Regions from separate parts of the Homo sapiens genome. Here regions 1 and 2 are each linked to region 3. A link is a contact called in ENCODE Hi-C or POLR2A ChIA-PET data. All regions are on one chromosome and are shown on one strand. Each heading gives the region's core, a stretch centred on a gene start or an enhancer-like site at or near the end of the contact. The rest is flanking DNA. Distances are from core to core; before and after follow the strand shown. Region 1 has its middle 17 kb from the start of MAP3K14. Region 2 overlaps MAP3K14 (mitogen-activated protein kinase kinase kinase 14). Region 3 holds the start of ACBD4 (acyl-CoA binding domain containing 4).

Region 1 (2,700 bases), core at 182-2,681, 200 kb after region 3:
ATCCACCCCCACTACCCTTTTGTAAGGCAGTTAAATCTTTTTATGTCATCACCTACAGAAAGGGTCCAGGGACAAAAGAGTGGCCCACACCACTTGGGGCCCAATTAATGACTACACTTGTGGAGGCTGGGGACTCTGGCAGGTGGGAGCGGTTAGATAGAGGCTCTCCTTAGGGCCTCGCAGCTTCCTCTTTTGCTATCTATACGGTCCTTTCCAGCGGTGACCTTCTAGGAGTCTCAGAAGCCCCAAGAAGGGAGAAGTGTAATTGTGGGGGAGGGAGGGAGCAGTGCAGAGACAACCAGCCAGGGTTCTGCCTGGAAGGTCAGGGGGCTGAGCTCTGGCACCAGAGACCTTTAAGAAGCAAAAAGGAACTGAGAAAGCAGCCAGGAGTCTGCTCAGCCTGGAGTTCCTGGAATTCTGCTTTGTGGGTGAGCTTCCTGTGGCAGCCAAGGCCCCTTCTGACTAACAGGAGATGAGAATGGGAGGTGAGGAGGGTGGGTAGAGAGGTGGCTGGGCCTGCCAGCTCTCCTGGGCACTGCCAGCTCCCCAAACTGGCTCCAGATTTCCTCCAGGAACTGAGCTGAGATTCCTGGGAATCTCACCCACTTGGGTGACTTGCTGCCTGCCTGCTGAGCAGAGGTTGGGCAAGTCTACAAGTCAGGTTCTCTTCCCACCCAGCATCAAGCTGTCTGCCCACTTGGTCTGGAGTAGGCAACAAAACCAAGGCCATGATCTCTGGAAAGCCATCTCTAAAACATGAACTTTACATAGGAGGGAACAACTGGCCCCACAGCCATTTTTATTAATATGATTAGGTGGTTGCCACCTTGGAAAGCACTGTGAGCCTGGCCTGGGCTGCAGGACTGATGAATTTCAGTAGAAGGGAGGAGAAGAAGGAATCAGGAGCAGGAGGCGGGAGCCAGGGAACACCAGCAGGGGTGGGATTCTTACCGACTTGGGGTTGGAACCACTCCTGAGGTTGCAGACAAATCCAGGGATCCCATTTCCTCCCTCCACCCACTGTCAGTGCAGGTGAAATCTTGCTAAAATAAAAATCAAGGGTAGCCTTGGCATACTGTTGACTTCTCATACTATGTCATAATTGTTGTTCGCACACGTGCCTCCCCTTCTAAACTGTGAGGTTCTGGAGGATGGAGGCCTGGGTTGGATTCACCTCTGGACACCAGCCTCCTGCACTGGGCTTGGCACATGGAAAGGGCTCAATAGATATTACATGAATGAGTGAAGGAGCCTGACTGAGCCCTCCCCATATGCCAGGCCCACCAAGGGGGAGCTACAAGCAAGGGCAGTTGATTGGGATGGAGGTGTGGACGCACCTGTCTGGCAGCTGCTTGCTTTGTTTTCACTGCTTATAGCTTCCTCCTCCTCCTCCTCTCCCTGGAGCTGCCCTGGTCTCTAAATGCTTAGATAAGGTGGTTTATTCATCCATTCAACAAATGTTTATTGAGCACCTGCTGTGACAGGCCCTGGGTTCTGCATGATTGGGAATGAAACCTACACATTTCCTGCCTCCTCCAGCTCCTAGTCTAGTGTCATTAAATAAGTAATTACAGTGAGTAGTAACAAACACTGTGACTTGGTAGGTCTCATAGAGCTAGGGTGATGGTATAACTTGTTATCCTAACTGGGACACCTTTTGGGAGTAAAAGTGATGGTTGCCGGTTGAGTTCCCCAGGAAGCAGATTCTGAAATGGAGATTAGTGTGCAGAAAGTTGATTAGGAGGCCGTGAGGATCAACACCTGTGAAAAGGAAGGGACCAAAGCAAGATTGAGCAGAGGGAGATGTTGGGATGTGATGGAGTCTCAACGAAGGCCTCAGCCAATCCCACAGGGCACCTTCGGCTGAGATGGCCCTTCAGCTTCATCTCCAGTTGGAGTGAGGAGGCCTGGCCTTCATACCATTATGTTGATAAGTCACTGGATACTGGCTACCTCTGGAAGGAGGTATGACCTTGGGCGAGGCTGTTCTCAGTTGAGACAGTCTTCAAAGAAGGCTGACAGCTGAAGGCATCTTCCCATTGCCAATAGCCAAGGATTTGGGTGGCACTTCCCAGCATCTGCCACAGAAGCACTGTTGATAATTATGTCCAGATAATAGGCGTTTGCAGGGCTGGCCCAAGTACCCACAGCAAGAGCACCTGGCTGGGAGTTTCAGCTGGGATCCTGCACAAATGTGGTGTGGCAGAAAGCTCCCAGCAATAGGAACAAGCCCGGGGCTTGCTCAACCTGCATTCTCTTCATGGCTATCTCTCCTTTCTCTCACCTGTTTCCTTTCCTTTTTTTTTTTTTTTTTAGACAGGTTCTCGCTCTGTTGCCCAGGCTGGAGTGCAGTGGTGCCATCATGGCTCGCTGCAGCCTCAAACTCCTGAGTTCAAGGGATCCTCCCACCTCAGCCTCCCGAGTAGCTGGGACTACAGGTGTGTATCACCATGCCCAGCTAGTTTTTTGATTTTTTTGTAGAGGCGGGGTCTCACTATGTTGCCCAGGCTGGTCTCAAACTCCTGGGCTCAAGTGATCTTCCTGCCTCAGCTTCCCAAAGTGCTGGGATTATAGGTGTGCACCACCATGCCTGGCTTCTTTGCTTTATAGAACCAGTCATGGCTGTCACATGCTACATCACCTACTTCGTATCATTCTATCACTCATTTTCCATGCATTCTATTCTTTAATTTGTGGTGA
Region 2 (2,700 bases), core at 18-2,517, 160 kb after region 3:
CTGTCCAAAATGGTAGCCACTAGCAACATGTGGCTATTTACATTTAATTAAAATGAGGTAAAATTTTAAAATCATTTCCTTGTTACACTAGCTACCATACTCAACAGTGCAGACAGAGAACATGTCCAGCATTGCAGAAAGTTCTATTGGACAGTGCTGTTCTGAGGTGATGAGAGCGGTGTTTTCTCTGACAGTAAAATTTCTGTTCCTAGGATTCTGGGGCAGGAATGGGGTTTACAGTAAACAAATTTTTGATTCACTGGAAGATACAAAAACAATGTTTTAAATGTTAATCTTCACAGATGATAACCTTTTTAGAATATATCATATTTCATTCAGTTCCCTGTTTTAGCAAGTACAACATAGTAAAAATTCCAGACTGGGAACCAGAAGCTATGGGTTCTAGCCTTAACAATTTTTTTTTTTTTAAGAAGAGCAGTGGGACCATTTTTGTCAAATGAAATCATACCTCATCTCCCAATAACTAAAAGAACCAGATGCATGCAACTGGCATGTAACTCACATTTGAACCCGCTGCCCTGGCTGAAGGAGCTCCACATGCTCAGTGTCCCTTCATCCACCGAGGACCTCTACAAAATCCCTAGTTCTCCAAGAAAAGAGTTTGGAAACCAGCGGCCTAGGAAATCTTTTGAGGTTCCTTCTAGTTCTGAGAATGTAGCCCATCTGTCAGGATTCTTTGAGGGCTGGACAACTCCAACTCAGAATACTAACTGTCGATACTTACAAAGTACCTACTGTCATCTCATTTTCAGACATGAAGATATGGCTTAGGGAAGTGTAGTAGCACACCAAAAGTTACGCAGTTGCAGGTTGCAGAGGTGGGGTTGAACCTAGACTGCTGCCTCCTAAGCCGACATCTAAACCTTGAGCTAGCCACTTCTTTTAACTTCTCTGAGTTTCTTCTCTTAGCTCCTTCAGAGCTGTTTTGAAGACCGAATGAAGACGAGTACATGAAATGCCAATCAGGTTGCCTGGCCAACAGAAGAGGCTAAATGAATGTTCATTCCCTTGTCTGTCACCAGGCTACTAAAAGCCATCACTGAGAAGATGGGACTTCTCTGTTTCAGCACCATATAGCCAAGGTATCTTGAGCCTTACCTAGTTCATGCAATGCTTGGAGCCTTGATTCTCCATACACGAAAGGGAAATAAAACTCTGTCTTACAGGGCCAGCTTGAAAATGTCTACAAGGGGCCAAGGCAAATCCCTCTCATGACTATTTCATCTGGAAGTAAAAACTTGTCCTTCTCTGAATGCCCAGAGGGGATAAATAGCAGAAGTAGAATGACTCAACTTCCTTAATAAGATATTGGTTGAAAACCAATCTTCTCCCAACTTCCTCTTTTAAGTCTTCAGCTTGCCTGGCCACCAGGCCACAATAGGCAAACCTCTGCCTACTCAAAGTGCGGGGCTGGGCTGGGTGCGGTGGCTCACGCCTGTAATCTCAGCACTTTGGGAGGCCAAGGCAGGAGGATCACTTGAGACCAGCAGTTTGACACCAGCCTGGACAACATAGTGAGACTTCATCTCTACAAAAAATTAAAAAATTAGCCAGGCATGGTGGCACACGCCTGTAGTCCTAGCTACTTGGGAGCCTGAAGCAGGAGGGTTGCTTGAGCCTGCAGTGAGCCATGACTGCACCACCGCACTCCAGTCTGGGCAACAGAGCAAGACCCCATCTCAAAAGGAAAAATAAAGAAAGAAAGAAAAGGAGGGGAAAAAAAAAGAGGGAACCAAGGGCAAGTATCAGGCAGAGCAAGCTGGCCTGGCAAAACAGCCATCTGGCGAGGCAGACTCAGAAGTCCCCATACATGCTCATCCTGACTCCCCTTTCTACCCTTTCTGCCCTTCCTACAGCCCTTCCCCCAGTTTGTTCCAGACTGATTCCTTCACTTGCCCGAGCAGGGCAGCACTGGGCAAGCCTCTGATTCTCTTCTTCTGCCCACCCTGTTCCTCCCATAGGGAGTGGCTGCTTGCCTTCCTCCCTTATCAATGTCTGCCCAGATCTCACCTATCCTTTAAGGCCTATCTACTCAATGAAGCCTTTTATGGTAGGCTTCTGCATCCACCCTATAAACATTCAATGAGTGTCTCCCAAGTGCCAGGGAATGTAATAGCCACTACCGTCCATAAATGTCTTCTGTGTATGGGGCACTGTGCCAGGAACTCTATCTGCCTTGTTAATGCATTCCACACCAACCCTGCAAGGTTGGCAATATTATCTCCAATTTTACAGATGAAGAAATTAAGGCTTAGAGAGGTACATTACCTACAGGAATAAATGAGGCTCAATTTATACAGTTAGAGCATCCAACATGGAGTTAGGGCTCAAGCCAGGACACTCTTGGCCCATTCTCTTAGGACCCAAGGATCTCTAGTTCCTTCCTAGAATAAAATCTGGTTGGCAGAGGCATCTAGAACATCCAGGAACTGAGCAGTATTACTACCCATGTGGATATTACTACCCCTAGCATCTGCCCATCTACTGTTGGTAATAATTCCTTAGCCCAGGTAGACAGGAAGCAGACGAAGATCCCTTACTGATGAGGGGTCTTGTCAAGTCAGGGCTGAATCAGCCATCAATTTGTCAGACTTTTAGTTCAGTTACGCCACTAAATCCTGTTATGTTATGTGTTATGACTTAACTTGATGGTTTTAACAGGTCGTTTCATTTTCTTGA
Region 3 (2,700 bases), core at 201-2,700:
AAGCAATTCTCTTGCCTTGGCCTCCCAAAGTGTTGGGACTACAGGCCTGAGCCACCACTTCCCGCCCAGTTATTTTGAAATATACAATAAATTGGCCGGATGCGGTGGCTCACGCCTGTAATCCCAGCACTTTGGGAGGCAGAGGTGGGATGATCACTTGAGGCCAGGTATTGAATGAAGACCAGCCTGGGCAACATAATGAGACTTCTGCCTCTACAAAAATTGTTTTTAAAATAATTAATTTAAAAAGATACAATAGGCCGGGCGCGGTGGCTCACGCCTGTAATCCCAACACTTTGGGAGGCCGAGGTCGGCGGATCACGAGGTCAGGAGATCGAGACCATCCTGGCTAATATGGTGAAACCCCGTCTCTACTAAAAAATACAAAAAATTAGCTGGGCGTGGTGGCGAGCGCCTGTAATCCCAGTTGCTCGGGAGGCTGAGGCAGGAGAATGGCGTGAACCCGGGAGGCGGAGATTGCAGTGAGCCGAGATCACGCCACTGCACTCCAGCCCGGGAGAGAGTGAGACTCCGTCTCAAAAAAATAAATAAATAAAATAAAATAAACAAAATAAAAAGATACAATAAATTATTGGTAACTATAATCGTTGTATTGTGCTACCGAACACTGGATCTCATTCATTCTAACTGTATTTTTGTACCCATTTCCCCCCCTCCCCAGTACCCTTCCCAGCCTCTGGTAACCATCATTCTGCGATGTCCATTTTGCTTACTCTTTTTTTTTTTTTGAGATGGAGTCTCACTCTCGCCCAGGCTGGAGTGCAGTGGGGCAATCTTGGCTCACTGCAATCTCCACCTCCCGGGTTCAAGCGATTCTCCTGCCTCAGCCTCCCGTGTAGCTGGGATTACAGGCGCGCGCCACCACGCCCGGCTAATTTGTGTATTTTTAGTAGAGATGGGGTTTCACTATGTTGGCCCGGCTGGTCTCGAACTCCTGACCTCAGGTGATCCGCCCGCCTTGGCCTCCCAAAGTTCTGGGATTACAGGCATGAGCCACCGTGCCCGACCATCTTCCAAAACTGAGCTGTGATGTCCTTCCTCTAGAACACCTGACCACAGGACATGACTTTTTTTAATCCCCAGTGCCTAAGTGTCTAGAGAGCTGAGTGGGTTGCCTCGGATCGGCCAGGCCTGGATATCAGCGAACAGATGCGGATTTCCACCAGGGGGCGCTAGGACGCCACGACCTTTCACTATGTGCACCAGGGGGCGCTGCCGCCCGCCTTGGCCATCCCGGGCTGGGAAGTCCGACCCTTCGATTAAGCCCCGCCTGATTGGGAAAGGCTCTGAGAAACTATTTGCATGATCTTGAAAGAGCTGTGCTGAATGGTTGAGGTAGGTAAGCCGAATGTGAAACAGGCTCTCTCATTGGCCTAAATTCCCCCCCTCGATCTGCGTCGCCATCCCGGCCCTGCTGGACCCCGGGGTCAGTAGGAAGCCGCGGGGTGGTGGCGAGAGAGGACCCAGGTGTCCTGGCAGTGGGCGCCGCGGGGCACACGCTGGGCCAAGGTGCAGGCGGCCAGGGTGGGAGACTGTTCGCCCCGCCCTGAGTACTCCTATCTTGTTTCTCCACCTGTTCGGGAGTTGGAGATGTGCACCTAAAGGAGGCGCATCTGGGGACGGACACATCTGGCACTGAGGCCCTCGCCACCTGCCTCGCCACCTGGCGACCCTGACCCCACCACACTGCCTTGAGGTAGGAAAAGGAGGCTCCTCAACCACAACTTCTGACCTCCCAGGGTGTCTGAGGCCTCTAAAGAGCTTAGTTTGCCCCTCTGGGAAGTGAATCCTTGGCTTATGGTGCCGGGGGGACCCTGGAGGCCCCCTCACACGAAGGCTGCTTCTTGCAGAGTCGCTCAAAAGTAGGGCCCCAGGGCTCGCAGCAGCATGGGCACCGAGAAAGAAAGCCCAGAGCCCGACTGCCAGAAACAGTTCCAGGCTGCAGTGAGCGTCATCCAGAACCTGCCCAAGAACGGTGAGGCTGCGGGGACTCGCATTTGGACTCGCATTCAGGACGCCTGGGGTCTGACTCTGAAGAAAGAATGGTCCTGATCACTGCAGTTTTTGCAGACAAGCCCCTGCCTGGGCTGTCCTGGGGGTTCCCTCCGCTTCCTATCCTAGTCCAGATGCCCTGGGTGGGACCCATCACCACCTCTGCCCTTTCCAAGCAGGGTTCTCCCGCCCCTCCGCCCCTTGGAGCTGGGAGTGATGCTTTGCCCTGGCTTCCCAACTCTCTGCCCAGGTTCTTACCGCCCCTCCTATGAAGAGATGCTGCGATTCTACAGTTACTACAAGCAGGCCACCATGGGGCCCTGCCTGGTCCCCCGGCCCGGGTTCTGGGACCCCATTGGACGATATAAGTGGTGAGCTCCCTGCTGGCTGGGCAGACAAGCCTCAGCTGTCAAGCAGCCCTCTCACAGCCCTCTGCCCCCAGGGACGCCTGGAACAGTCTGGGCAAGATGAGCAGGGAGGAGGCCATGTCTGCCTACATCACTGAAATGAAACTGGTGGCACAGAAGGTAAGGGCTGCAGGTTCTCTGTCCCCAGGCTCCTGGCCAGGTGGCCTCACCCTTCCAGTTCTGACCCCCACTACGTTTCCTACACATGGACCCCCTCATGGGAATCACCACCTTCATGTTACCCCCAACCCTGCCTATCTTTGGCCCCTGACTGGGCACA

The links. Hi-C counts contacts between places; a loop is a spot of excess contacts on that map. ChIA-PET counts read pairs that join two places held with the same protein, here RNA polymerase II (POLR2A). Pooled maps may share reads with other maps.
Region 1: a pooled map shows a loop between it and region 3 (2.4-fold over the local background). The contact joins the enhancer-like site here to the promoter of ACBD4 in region 3. A Hi-C loop is called at or near these places in 1 of 168 maps with a recorded cell type or tissue (chondrocyte) and 2 of 50 pooled maps. POLR2A ChIA-PET finds 5 or more read pairs at or near these places in 9 of 52 experiments (AG04449, AG04450, Caco-2 and 6 more).
Region 2: a loop to region 3 is called in a pooled map, with 2.6 times the contacts of the local background. The contact joins the enhancer-like site here to the promoter of ACBD4 in region 3. A Hi-C loop is called at or near these places in 3 of 168 maps with a recorded cell type or tissue (B cell, GM12878 and chondrocyte), 2 of 37 single-sample maps with no recorded cell type and 4 of 50 pooled maps. POLR2A ChIA-PET finds 5 or more read pairs at or near these places in 17 of 52 experiments (A549, AG04450, BJ and 14 more).

What each region holds. Positions count from the first base shown.
Region 1 is chr17:45,332,970-45,335,669 of GRCh38, forward strand. No RefSeq gene overlaps it. Among named protein-coding and RNA genes, the nearest start is that of MAP3K14, 17 kb to the left of the region's middle. Within about 2 kb of position 1,432, at least 3 of the 41 ENCODE cell types and tissues checked have a DNase peak (open chromatin) inside an H3K27ac peak, as active enhancers do.
Region 2 is chr17:45,294,809-45,297,508 of GRCh38, forward strand. The region is part of intron 1 of MAP3K14 (mitogen-activated protein kinase kinase kinase 14); the gene reads right to left. Among named protein-coding and RNA genes, the nearest start is that of MAP3K14, 21 kb to the right of the region's middle. RefSeq lists an enhancer at 879-938. Within about 2 kb of position 1,268, at least 14 of the 41 ENCODE cell types and tissues checked have a DNase peak (open chromatin) inside an H3K27ac peak, as active enhancers do; they include B cell and PC-3, where a contact is called at or near this core.
Region 3 is chr17:45,134,237-45,136,936 of GRCh38, forward strand. ACBD4 (acyl-CoA binding domain containing 4) reads left to right here and starts at 1,451. Exons shown (of 10, transcript NM_001135705.3): 1 at 1,451-1,717; 2 at 1,872-1,996; 3 at 2,264-2,384; 4 at 2,456-2,540. The coding sequence starts at 1,909.